Regions from separate parts of the Homo sapiens genome. Here regions 1, 2 and 4 are each linked to region 3. The links are chromatin contacts, found by Hi-C or POLR2A ChIA-PET in ENCODE. All regions are on one chromosome and are shown on one strand. Each heading gives the region's core, a stretch centred on a gene start or an enhancer-like site at or near the end of the contact. The rest is flanking DNA. Distances are from core to core; before and after follow the strand shown. Region 1 holds the start of FKBP7 (FKBP prolyl isomerase 7). Region 2 holds the start of GORASP2 (golgi reassembly stacking protein 2). Region 3 holds the start of SP3 (Sp3 transcription factor). Region 4 holds the start of HNRNPA3 (heterogeneous nuclear ribonucleoprotein A3).

Region 1 (3,167 bases), core at 443-2,942, 4.5 Mb after region 3:
ATCTCTTGTCTATTGTACATGGCTGCTATGAGCATGGCTGTACAAATATTTCTTTGAGACTGTGCTTTCAATTCTTTCAGACCTATATACCCAGAAATCTATTAATCATTTTTTAAATATAACTAAAACAAGAAATTAAAATTAAACATCTTACCATAGCCTTCCTTTCCGTATGCAAATGAAGGGGGTATAACTACTTTTCGCTTTTCTCCAGGGCACATATCTGTCATAGCAATGTCTAGGCCTTTTATGACTTGCCCAACACCAAGAACAAACCATTTGGGGTGGCCTTCATTTTGTGTCCGGCTATAACAAAAAGCAATACTTAAGTAAACTGATTTCAAGAAATCAAACTTGAAAATACAGCTGGGCATTTAAAATTGGAGTCCTCTCTAACCATCATTCCCATATAATCACTCTTTCTAAAACCCTTAATGGGGTGTTTGACTCAAACTTCCCTATAATCACCAGAAAGAAGTATGATTTGCCCAAAGTTAATCATTAACAGCCATCTCATTTTTTAAAATTGTTATCTTTACAAAAACTATTCAACAGTTAACTTTTTAATGGGTCTCCAGCCCCTAACTAGGTGCATGGCTTGTACAAAGAACTCATTTAACTCCCTGGGTTTGTTGTAAAAAAATGATAGGGCAGTTTTAGCCTCAAAAAGTCATTTTAATAGTAATTTAAAATGGTATATTTTCTTATTAAATTCTAATGATATAATTTATTAAATTCTTATTAAATTATAAAATTGTATAAATTCTTATTAAATTTCTCTATTTTATTCTAAATGGATGGAACTGTTTTTCCCAGTCCTATCTTTACAGGGTAAAGAAAAGATTCTCCCTCTGAGTAATAAGCCATCAATTAAATCAGAGTAGGCACCAGGTGGAATGAGGGAGCAGGGCCCACCAGAAGTCACCAGGGAAGTAACTGTTTTTCTTGATAGAAAGTGGCCACAACCTATAAAAATCGTGCTTCTGAAGGCCAGAATTAAATCTCTTTATTCCATGTATTCCTCCGTAAAGACTCAATACTTCTGGCAAGGGAAAAATGTGAACATCCTTATAGGCAGAACCTTGATTTAATTCTGGAGGTCCCAAGGGTAATGGTGGTGGTTGATGTGTGTGTGGATGTATCGTATTTTTGATAATTTATTGCCACAACATTTTCAATACTTTAAATAAAAATATTCAGTTTATTAGAGAAACACTGCCATATAATGTGATTTTTTTTAATGAATAAAGGGCTCAACTTTTACCGTTAAAAAATAAAACCCCAACCAACCAACCAATGAGGCTTCCGCTTGGTGGAGGCAGGCAAGATTTTGTGCAACTGGACGCACGGGCAGCTCGCAGCATTTCCTACCTGCAGTAGAATTTCGAGCCGTCTTTAGCCAGGTAGCCGTCATAATGGGCATTTAGTAGGTCTCCCTTCTTGCTTGTCTTAGAGCAGTTTTCTGGACGATGCAAAACTTCTATTTTCACTTCTTCGGTGCTCTCCTCTTTCTTTTGTCTCTGAGCAGTAAAAAGGCCCCACAGATAAAAGAAAACAATGAATCTGAATAAGAAATGCATGGTTTTTGGCATCGGCTCCAGCAGAACACTGCTCTCCCTCCCGCGTGTCACTCGCGCCCCGTGGATGTCCCGCGGCCGAGTTCCGACGCGTGGCAGGCGTTGTCCTGCGTCACAAAGGGCCGGGGCGGGGCCATAGATGCGGCCCCGCCCTCTCATGGCCCCAACCCCTCCGCCTCCCGCAGCGGGCTCAGCGCGGTTAACGCTGTTTCTAGGCCCTCGGGCTGGCTGTCCTCAGTCTTTAAGATCGCAACGCACACTCGCTCCGCTTCTTCTCGCTAAACCCGCGTATTTTACAGCAGGTTTCCTCAGGGTTCGGTGACAACATTCGCATTTTCTAAAATGAAACTGGCATAAGACGAAATAAACAGCCTGGGATGTCGTAGAGTCAGGGAATATGGTTGTCATTTCTGGAAGCAAAAGGCTTCTAAGACCCCTAGGGAACGAGCAGATAGATACTGGGGGGAGGGAGAGGCATGCTGGAAAAGGAGCGTAAAAAATAGGCTGGCGGTGGCTTTCTGGGTGCTTCGGAGGTGTCCTTGAAGCGCATTCTCAGGTCGGAATCTTGCATTCAGAGGTTCCAGGCTGAGTCGCACAACCTGAAGGCCAGCCCGATGCAACGAAACTGCGGTACCGCAACTCCTCTGCCTGGCTGCAGGCGTTTCCGAGAGCCGACCTCCACAATTCAGCATCCTCCGCTGGCTTGCATTTCTTTTCCCCGCCACTCGGGGCCGCCCTTGATTCGAGGGCCTCTGGTAGTGCGGGGAATGTTCTTTTGACTTTTTTGTACCATCCCATGGGATACGTAATTGTCCACATCAGTCAAGAAAACTTGAGTATTGGGCATGTTGTCCCAATCTCACAGCTAATACGCAGCAGGGATTTGGTCAAATCTGTGTGACAACACCACTTCACCACCAATTTTAGTATGAAAACCTTTAAAATACACAGAAAGTTGAATTCTACAGTAAACTCTCCTACACCCACCATCTGGATCCTGTCATTGAACTATATTATATTTATTACATATCCATCCATCACTCTATCCATCCATCAATTCGCCTTGTTTCCAAGTGAATACCCAAAGACTACCCAAACCAGAAAACCAGCAAAGGCCTTCTGCATTCGCCTGGATTAAGTTCTGGGAGTAGAGGTGCTATTCTACCTCGGTGATGCGAAGAAAAGCCGCAGCACTGAGCCTGATTGATGTGCTTTGCTTAAAGTTTGCAAAATTCCATAAACCTGAAAATTACTGTCGATTATGCAAGATGACAATTGCGTCCAAGCAGGAGTTTCAAAAATCATAAAAGCTAGGGGGAAGTCCCCATTTCTAGACTAAAATTCCGAAGTCGAGTTCCATGTTTTATATTCTAAATAAAATTGTGGCTATCCAAGGTTATCGGCGTGATGACAGTTCCTTGGGGGCCCTCGCCATTCCTTGTCAGAGGACCCCGTCTGCTGCACATTGCCTTCCTAGGAGATAATTTCAGACCCCTTGAATATGAGGAAAATACGAAGCAAACAGAAATAGGAAGGCTTTTATGTATTTTTGAAGAAAAAACAGGATTTTATGTAAAATAAAAACAGGAT
Region 2 (3,264 bases), core at 607-3,106, 3.0 Mb before region 3:
CCACCAACGATCCACAGCCTGGGTTCTATAGGCCGCGGCTGCCATCAGACATATGGGAGACAACTGGTCCAAAAATTTTGACCACTGAACATGGCAGCAGCTTCCATCATAAAGAGGGTTATAATTGCCAAGCAGAATGAGAACATTATAATTAGATCTAGTTCTTCCATTTATTCTCTTGCATTAAATGTATTAATTTGTTGAATTAGCTGCTAGGCATTCTGGTAAATATCAAGAACATAGAGCCAACTCCACTGCAGACCCTGTCCTTGAGGAGCCTAATAACTGGAGATTTCATTTATGGATTTATGGATTTATTAGGCCTCCTAAAAATCTGCTATTCACTTACCGATAGCAAAGAAAATTATTTTTAAATTTTAAATAATATTTTCTTATTACAAAAGCACTTCATGAGCATCATAGAATATGGAACCAGCCAAAACAAAAAATAAAATATCTCTGTCACCACCCAGAGATCACCACTGTAACCCTTGGTTCATATTCTCCTCCCACATCTTCATATGCATACATACATATTAATCTGTATTTTGAGGACATGTTTTTCATTTTGTCTACAGACACATCCCGTCTTGTAACCAGCTTTTAAAAAAGACAATAATTTCCACGTTTCCATGTGAATAACTACTCTTCTAATACTCAGTACATATTCAAATTTCTCCAAATGAACCAAAAATGTCCTTTACGCTTATTTCTCCAAGTTGGCCCCCAACTCAAGCCCTTGCAATGTGTCTCTTGGTTATATTCTTCGGGTTCCTTTTAATCTGGCATAGGCCCTTTCATAGGACTCTGACTCGACAAAGAGAACTGGCCAGCTGTCCTGAAGGAAGGCCCACTTCCTGTATTTGCCTGGTTCCCTGTGGTGTCATTTTACTTGCTCCTCAATTCCCCTTACTTCCTGTAAACATCAAACTCAAGATGCCATAGAGGCAAGTTAACCACCTTGGGCTAGAATACTTCATGGGCGATAGCACGTACTTTACATTGCATCACATAGGAATCCACATAATACCTGGTTGACGCAACATCAGTCCAACTGACCACAAAGCAACTAGGGGTTTCAGAGGGAGTACACGTAAGGGGCAAAAGCAGCAACGGAATACGACAACGGAATAAGCATGAATACGACCTGGCTACCTGAAGGAGGTAGGACGGGGAACCGAGCAGCAGCAGGTGGTGGAATGCCAGGGAAATCCAACCGTGCTTCCCACGCTGGCATCGCTCTGATTATGACCAATCCTCTAATCTTATTCTCACAATTAGGGAGGAAGAAAAAAAAACAAACCCAAACCAAAAAAGAAGTTGGTAGGTGACTCTGTGAGACTACTGTTTTATAAAGGGAGCGTTTCCTTTTATAAAATTTAGCTGAGCAGATGCTAGGCAGCCCACAGGAGGCCACTATTCCCCTCAGCTGTACAGTTTGGGAAAATACCTACACACCCGGAGAACAGAGAGCTTGGTGTGTGTTGAGTTCGCTCCTGTTCATCAGCAGCCCTTTCCCCGCCTCTGGCCACCAGGGGGACCTGCAACCAAGTATGTGTTCTTTCAGGCGAGCGGGAACGCGTCTGCATAAATCTAGTCCAATCCAGGGCCCCGTAGCAAGGCGCCAAAGCTGGGGGAAGCGCATTTCTGTTCTCTCGCGAGCACGACGCGGTGCCTCCCAGTCCTCCTCCGGCCCTCCCTCTCCGCCCTCCCGGCCCGCGAGCGCTCGGGCCCCTTCCAGTGGCTCGCGGCAGGTGGCGCTGTCTGCGGCGTCGCAGCGGCCCGGGCTGCAGCAGAGACGATCTCCCGGCGGGCTGTGCGGCCCGGCTCTCCGGCGGCAGCGAGTGCCACGTCCCAAGTGCTACGCGGAGGATTAGAGCAGGCGGTGCGCTGGGGGCGGGAGCAGCGCGGAGCCCGGCTCGGCCACACCGATCGCCCGCCGCCATGGGCTCCTCGCAAAGCGTCGAGATCCCGGGCGGGGGCACCGAGGGCTACCACGTTCTGCGGGTAAGGGCTCCGACGGCGGCCGGGGAGCTGCGGGCTGGAGGCGGGGCCGGCCGCGGGGAGGCGGAGGCCCCCATGGGCTCCTTCACGGGGCAGCCAGGCCCGATCCCGCGAAGGAGCGGCGGTCGCGGGCGCTGCCTTGGTCGAGGCTGGTTCCGGAGGCCGCTCGCATCCCACCTCCGCGGAGCGCCCTGGGCACGGGGTCCGCGGCTGTAGGAGGACGGGCTGGAGCTGGAGGCGGCTGCCGGCGACTCGGCCAGGGGGCGGCCCTGGGAAGGGGGGACAACCTTGCTCTTTTTCCGCACGGCCTTCTCTCTCCTCCACCCCCCCTCATTTTTAGCTTCCAAAGTTAGGAAGGGCGCGGAGGCAACGTCTCCAAAGTGGTGACTGTGAAGGCAGCCTTTGCGCTTTCCTAGGAGAGGGATCCGGACCCGCAGTCCGGAGGCGGGGCCTGCGGCGGCAGGTGTTAAATCACCTCGGCGCCGGCCGAGTGGCCTGAAAGACCAGCAGGGCAGGAGACGGAAAACCAAATGGCCTGGAAGTAGGTTCGACGGACTTAAACAGACTTGATTTTGACCAGACTTTTCCTTTCCCGTGCCACTCCTGACCCTCCCAAACCTTCTCAAGATTTCCTGGAGTGGGAACTTCCGTTCTGTTCCGATTGCTGAGGGTGTGGTTTAGATTATAAGGTTTAGATCCACAGTGGTAAAGAGGTAGTGCAGAGAAATTTTTTTTAAAAATCGGAGTATATAAAGGAAAACAACCCTAGCTTAACTTCCAGGACGCAGAGAAACATAGTATCTCAAAAGGCGTCAGCTAAGCCCCTACCTATGAACGGCCTGGGCCTGGGTGGTACAAAGCATGTGGTCTTTTCCTCATGGAACCGGGCGACTTTAGAAGTAGCATTGATGGTTGTTTGCTGTGACACCTGTGTGAGTGTTAACATGAACAGTCAACAGAGTGGCCGCAGCGTGTAGCGCCATTTAGGGGTGTAATAGAGTGTCACTCAATATTAGCTCCTCACAGGCAAGAACGTTTTCACTGAAAGTAAGAGAGTGCACTTCCTGGTGCTACCTTCATTTCCTGCCCTGGGTCCCATGTTTTAGGTGAGACACATTCTTAAATTGCCCAGCTGTCTATGTGATAGGGCTGAGACAGATCATCTTTCTGATCTTCCGGATTATCGTGTCTATTGCCTTTCCATTACACTAAAAATCCCTCCTCTGCCATACTCTTAGTAGGAAAGGGTGATTTTTTTTT
Region 3 (3,099 bases), core at 502-3,001:
AAAGGGCGCCCTGGAGCCCAGCGGCCCGTGCGGGTCGGGGGAAGCGCGGGCGCCGGGGAGGCCTTTTGGGCAGGCGCGCCACGGGTCCGGGATGGCGGGCGCCCGGCCTCGGCGGGGGCGGGCCGCGCGCGGGACTTACCGCTCCGGCGGCGGCGGGGGCCCCGGCTGCGGCGGCCGCCTCCTCCTCGTCGTCGCCCGGCGATGGCGGCCCTATCTTGCTGCAGGTAGCGGCCAGCAGAGCGAGCGGTGACGGCTGAGTGTCCTACCCCCAATGGGCGGGTTCAGAGAGGGAGACAGGGGGAGGGGGTGGCGGTTAGGGTCGGGCCGCCTTTCGCACAGGAAGTACGACTCGGTCCCCGCCGACTGCGCCCGGGCAAGCGCCAGCCCGCGCTCTCCTCCTCCTCCTCCTCCTCCTCCTGGTCCCGCCGCCAGCCCACGCCTGGCGTCCCCCGCTCCAAGCACCCCGGCTCCCCGGTCCGCGGGCAGGCGGGCGGCGGGCTGCGCGCCGGGCCTCCGCCTTCCGCCCGGAACCCACCCCCGGGAGGGCACGCTGGGGCCCACACTCACACGCGCACAAAAAGGCGGCAGGCGGGCGAGGCGGGGCGGCGCGGGCGGGGTCGGAGCGTTGGCGCCTCGGGCGGGCAGCTCCCGGGGCGGGGGGAGGGGAGTGGAGGGGAGGGGAGAGACGAGGAGGGAGGGGTGAGGCGAGGAGGGAGGGGAGAGGCGAGGGGAGGAGAAAGCGGCGCGAGGGGGGAGCCGGGCCGGGGTTCAGCCGCTCCTCACCTGGGCCGCCGCTGCCGCCGCCACCGCACCGTTTCCGTGCTGTTGCTGCTGCTGCAGATACTCGCCGTGGCCGCCGCCGCCGCCACCGCCGCCGCCGCTATCCACGTCCAAGGCAGCCATTTCCTCTTGTTTCACGGGCTTTTCGGGAGCTGCAGGCACAGCGCGGGGGGGTGGGGGTGGGGAGGAAGGCGGGTGGCGGAGAGGGAGGGGGCCCGCGGGCCGAAGCGAAATTACTCCCAAAGCCCGGACCCAGGCCCCTTCCCCTCCCCCACCCGCCCCCCGGCGGCGGCGGCGGCGGCGGCTCCCTCCTCCCCTCCTGCTGCTGCCCCCGCCCGCCGCTGCCTGTAACCCTCCTCCTCCTCCTCTTTCCCTCCTCCTCCTCCTCCCCGCGCTGCCCCTGCCCCCTCTCCTCTCCTCCCCTTTCCCTTCGCGCCGCTCGCTCTCACTCGCGCTCGCTCCTCTCGCACCGTCAGTCACTCACACACGCCCGCCCGCGCCCGCACACAGGGGGATGCGCTCCCGGCGGACCGGGCCGCCCGCCCCGGGGCCTGGCGGGGAGACGGCGTTGCTGGGGCTTCGGGGGTGGACGGTGGCTGGCGGGGAGGGGAGGGAGGCGCAGGGGAGTGCAGCTTTCTGCCTCTCACAGACACTCGGTCGCACACACGGGGCCGAGACCGGCGGCAGCGGCCCCGGGCTGGCTGTGGTCGGCGGCAGCGGCGGCGGCGGCAGCAGCAAGGGTTGCTCTCTCGGCTTTACGTACCGGTCATAGTGTGTTTAGGGCACCTCAGGCGGGGCTCCCCGCCGCCTTACACATGGTGAGGAGCGAAGGCGGCGGCGGCGGGAGAGGATGCGGGAAGCGGCGGCGGACACGGCCGGAGCGGTCCGGGGATTTTTTTTTCCTATTTTGATTGACTGTGCGGGAAACACAAAAGGTGGAGCCTCCAGCCCAAAAGGGGGGAAGAGGGTGACAGCCCGCCCGGAACTCCCGCCCCTCTTCTTGGCTCTCATTCGCCGCCGTGCTCTTTGTCGGCTGTGCTCATTGGTCCAGGCGCCTGTCCGTCGGTCTGCCAGGCGGCGCGCTTCCTGTTTGCCCCCGGGTGGAAGGGGAGAGACAATGAGCGGCCGTGGCAGCGTAGGTTTTCGAGAGCGGCTACGGCTCGCCGGTTACCCCGCTGTGCCCGCCTCCCTCGCCGGCTGCCGCTGCCAGGCCCGAGGCGCAGGCCTCCTCCACCTTGCAGGCGCTCGGAGCAGGCCTAGCCAAGCTGTAGGGGAGCTGAGCTGGGGAGGAAATTCGTCCCCGGTGACTCCTGCTCCACTGGACGCTTCCTCCATCCCGGCAGCAGTCTTGGCCGGATCTCCCCAGGGCCTCGCGCTCTTGGAGCCGCCGCTTCCCTGCGCTGCCAGGAGGCCACCGCTGCTCAGCCCCGGGGCTGCTGCTGCGGCCGCTGCCGCTACTGAGCAAACCAGACCCGCCCCACGAGCCCGGGGGGAGGGAGCTGGTATTAGGGGAGACACCCCCTCCGAGGCTGGAGGAGGATTTTTCTCTCTCACATCCAGCTTCCTGATTCAGTCACAGCCATCTCGCTCCCAGCCCCCTTAGCCCCAGTTTTCCAACCGGTCTCCCACTTTCACGTACCCTGAAGGCAGGCATTTAAAGCAAAAAAGAAATCTCAAGTCACCTCACATACGGAAGGAGAGTTTTAATTTTGGCCAGTGGCACCAAAACGGGCACTTAAAAGTATATTTCATTTTACTTGTGGTATGTGTATGTATTCAGTGGGGCAGAATTCTGTGTTTTAAAAAATCGGTCACATAACCATTTTGCTGCACAAACGTATTATTCCCGGCCTCTTTATCCTCTTGGTACCAAGTCAGATATCTCCTGAAATAAGCCCATCAACCACTGCCAACGTTTTTTAAAGTCGTGAACCGGTGAACTACCTTTTTTCCCCCATTGGAACATTTTTGTTGTATTTTAAAATCTTGTTTCTCTTACTGGATTAGGTTAACACTCCTTCCTTCTTTGGCATCCTTGGTATCTTGCTGTCATCCTGGGGGAAAATGCTCAGGTTTTAAGTGTGTGTTTTGCCAACTAAGAGACATCTCTCCCTGTTACCTTCAAGTATAGTTGCCAAGAAAGAAGTTAAATTCAAGAGGTGGAAACACTGTCCACAATACCTGTTTTTTAGAAATCTGGCTCAAGATTCAGTTTTCCCATTACTGTGATTATTATATTTTGTGTGATATGTGATGTGCTGGTGGATGAGGTTGTGAAGTCCAAGCACTTTAACCAGATTTTGTGTGTCCTAACTTAAT
Region 4 (2,858 bases), core at 286-2,785, 3.2 Mb after region 3:
AAAATCTTAACACTAAATAGACGCTAAGGCTATACATTCTTCCAATGTCTCAAGTCTATTGCTGGCCATCAGGAGCACCTGGATACGTAGAACATAAGAAAGTTTGCGAAAAAGGAATCAAAGCAACAGGAGGAGTCTGGTTTGAACGGTTATTTCAACCAAATTACATTAAGGACTGCTAACTGTTTTCTGCCCCACAAAAATACCCTTTGTAAATGTTTCCAAACTATAACACAGGTCCTCCTGGAGCAACGGCTAGATAAATTAACAAACTTTTAGACTTTACGCTCCCCTTTTCCAAACTCCAAGTCGACCACTCCCCATTTGTTAACAGAAACTTACTATAACTGATTAGATTTCTAACCTTTCCTAGGGAGAGCCAGTTCAATTCTAAAAGGGTTGGTCACATGGGTTGCTAAATTAAAATATAAAGCATTTCCTAACAGGGAAGGGAGGCTGGTCAATTGTGGTTATTTTTATCAGTAACTTTAAATATGGATCCATAGATTATCAATTTATGGCTGTCGTGGGTGTTAGAAGATGACCTAATCCCATCCCCATTTTCATTTAAAAAACTGAAACTAAAGCTCTGTAAAATCAAATGATTTAAAATCATCTGACTAGGCCGAGAAAGGATTAGCTCTCTAGAGCATTACGGTAACAATCATTCGCAAACAGGTAGCATTATCTGGCGACCCTGCTTTTCTGGAAATCTTGTCAATTATTCAGTTCCTTAAATTCCGTCAGCTACAACAGATGCATCAGCTCTTTCCACACTAACTTGAAAGAAGCACATTAGAAAATAGTCCTGACTTGTTTCTTGAGATCAGTAACTAATGAACTGACCTCCACCAGTCCTGCCTCAGGTCGTTAATGGTAAAAATTCTGTATGTCAGCCGCGTTTTGAGGCCTGTCCAAGGTGCTTGTGAGTCCCACATGTTGGAGTCGCAGGGCTTTTCAGTACATGCCCTCAGGCAGGCGGCGCAGTCACAGACACTGGTCCCCGGCATTTGGAAACAGGAAAGATGGTCCGAGGGGCCGAGGAGTTTTTCTTGCAACCTTTAAATTACAAGCAAGAAAAACGTGGGTTTTATTTCGGGCACAGGAATAGAATGAATTCTGAAATGGAGAACTAGAGGCCTGCGTGGGGAATGAGGGACAAGCGCGAGAAGAAAGGGAAAGGCCTTTCTCTCTGGTGACGCGCGATCACAAGGCGTTCCCTCTACGTGGACGCTCACCATTGGCGGAGACCGCACTGACGTCCCGGAACTCGCCCTGACGCGAACGGCGGCAAAGGCCCTCTTCCCCTGAAAGCTGGCGAGGCGCGCGCGCTCCCGCGGCACGCCGCGCCTCCGCCCTCCGCCCGCCAACCCGCTGGTCCAGTCCCTCTTCGCGCCCGCTTGGCTCCGCCCCCTTCCCAATTCGCTCCTCCCCCAACAGACTGGCGGCGCGCGGAAAACGCGTCACGTGACGACTGGCCCCGCCTCTTCCTCTCGGTCCCATATTGAACTCGAGTTGGAAGAGGCGAGTCCGGTCTCAAAATGGAGGTAAAACCGCCGCCCGGTCGCCCCCAGCCCGACTCCGGCCGTCGCCGTCGCCGCCGGGGGGAGGAGGTATTAGGGGGAGAGCGGGGGGTTGGTGGGGAATGGCCGGCGTTGGGGGCCTGGTTCGGTGGGAGCGGGGAGGCCGGGTGGACCGGGTCGGCCGTCCCGCGCTCTTGCGTTGAGACAGGCTGTGGGAGGGGGAGGGGAGCGAGAGTTGGAGACCTCCTTGGGGCCCCTCGCCCGCCTCGCCTTCACCTTCGGCTGCACAGGCGGCCCCTTGGAGGCGCGGCTTGGTCGGGGAGGCCTCGGGAGGGAAGCCGGCCTGCCGGCTGCGCGGCCTCCGAAGCGAGGCCGAGGGCGGCATGGCGGGCCCCGGCGGGAGCGGTTGGGAGGAGGTGGTGGGGGAGGGGAGGGGACGAGCAGGCACATCCGGGCGAGCGAGCAAGCGGGCGGCGGCCACATTGACATTGATCCGCCGCCGCGTTACGAAATGGCGCATTGGCCCGCAATGGCCGCCGCCTCGCTCTGCCGCCGGGAAAGCGAGCCTGGGATTGGAGGGAAGAGGGCGGAGGCGGCCCGGCAGAAAAAGCCGCAAATGGCCTCGAAGCATGGGGAGGTAGTGCTTTCGCTGAAGTTCTGCCGACGCTTTTCTAGGCCTTTTACGGGTCCTCTCCGCGAGAAGTCGATAATTGGCCTTTTCTTTTTTTCGCAGCATCCTGTTGGAAATACGAGATTGTTAAAAACTTTGCTGCTTTAAAATACTTCCTGATATATTTTTGCTAAAGTACTTACATTACACTTCTTAAACCGCCATGTGGGCGAAGGACTTAATTTTTGAGAATTTGAGTGTAGATGTGAAAAACAACCCAGCCAGCTCCTTCCCGGCTCCGGCCGCTGAGGAGGGTGGGTGGAGAAGAATTTGAGTATAGTATGTTAAGGAAGAATTTAGAAATGTTTTTTATCTTCATGTTTTCCCATTCTTTGAGTCGGCTCTGGTTGTAGTTTCCTGGAATTTTATTTAGAGGACTGCAACCAGAGTTGAAATTTTCACGTTTTTGCAGTACATTTAATGTGGATCCTAAATATTTTTGTCGATTTCGTTATTGTCAATCGAATACATTTATCCAAGACTTGAAAAGATGAGATTACATGAATTAATGCTTTAGGCTATTAACGTTTTTTTCTAGCATGTGACAATCTCTTCACATTAAACGGTTTAACATCTCTACCTCTAGGAGACACAGGAAGACATTAGAATGTAAATGTGAGCCCCTTATTTAAGAACTTCGGGTGAAGGAAACCTTAATGCATGCA

The links. Hi-C counts contacts between places; a loop is a spot of excess contacts on that map. ChIA-PET counts read pairs that join two places held with the same protein, here RNA polymerase II (POLR2A). Pooled maps may share reads with other maps.
Region 1: a map of B cell shows a loop between it and region 3 (22-fold over the local background). The contact joins the promoter of FKBP7 here to the promoter of SP3 in region 3. A Hi-C loop is called at or near these places in 2 of 168 maps with a recorded cell type or tissue (B cell and naive thymus-derived CD4-positive, alpha-beta T cell) and 5 of 50 pooled maps.
Region 2: a map of B cell shows a loop between it and region 3 (19-fold over the local background). The contact joins the promoter of GORASP2 here to the promoter of SP3 in region 3. A Hi-C loop is called at or near these places in 2 of 168 maps with a recorded cell type or tissue (B cell and CD4-positive, alpha-beta memory T cell), 2 of 37 single-sample maps with no recorded cell type and 8 of 50 pooled maps.
Region 4: a loop to region 3 is called in a map of B cell, with 12 times the contacts of the local background. The contact joins the promoter of HNRNPA3 here to the promoter of SP3 in region 3. A Hi-C loop is called at or near these places in 4 of 168 maps with a recorded cell type or tissue (B cell, CD4-positive, alpha-beta memory T cell, CD8-positive, alpha-beta T cell and 1 more) and 11 of 50 pooled maps. POLR2A ChIA-PET finds 5 or more read pairs at or near these places in 1 of 52 experiments (activated CD4-positive, alpha-beta T cell).

The regions. Positions count from the first base shown.
Region 1 is chr2:178,476,908-178,480,074 of GRCh38, forward strand. FKBP7 (FKBP prolyl isomerase 7) reads right to left here and starts at 1,693. Exons shown (of 4, transcript NM_181342.3): 1 at 1,372-1,693; 2 at 155-306. The coding sequence starts at 1,592.
Region 2 is chr2:170,927,397-170,930,660 of GRCh38, forward strand. GORASP2 (golgi reassembly stacking protein 2) reads left to right here and starts at 1,857. Exons shown (of 10, transcript NM_015530.5): 1 at 1,857-2,007. The coding sequence starts at 1,945. RefSeq lists a silencer at 1,636-2,335.
Region 3 is chr2:173,963,622-173,966,720 of GRCh38, forward strand. SP3 (Sp3 transcription factor) reads right to left here and starts at 1,752. Exons shown (of 7, transcript NM_003111.5): 1 at 1,544-1,752; 2 at 784-932; 3 at 140-262. The coding sequence starts at 1,550. RefSeq lists enhancers at 1-266, 267-1,089 and silencers at 1-199, 330-819, 1,150-1,429, 1,930-1,999.
Region 4 is chr2:177,211,259-177,214,116 of GRCh38, forward strand. HNRNPA3 (heterogeneous nuclear ribonucleoprotein A3) reads left to right here and starts at 1,536. Exons shown (of 11, transcript NM_194247.4): 1 at 1,536-1,613. The coding sequence starts at 1,542. MIR4444-1 (microRNA 4444-1) reads left to right here and starts at 1,468; the gene lies at 1,468-1,541. It overlaps LOC105373759 (a long non-coding RNA gene), which reads right to left and starts at 1,153. Exons shown (of 1, transcript NR_157853.1): 1 at 137-1,153. RefSeq lists a silencer at 1,174-1,963 and an enhancer at 1,503-2,174.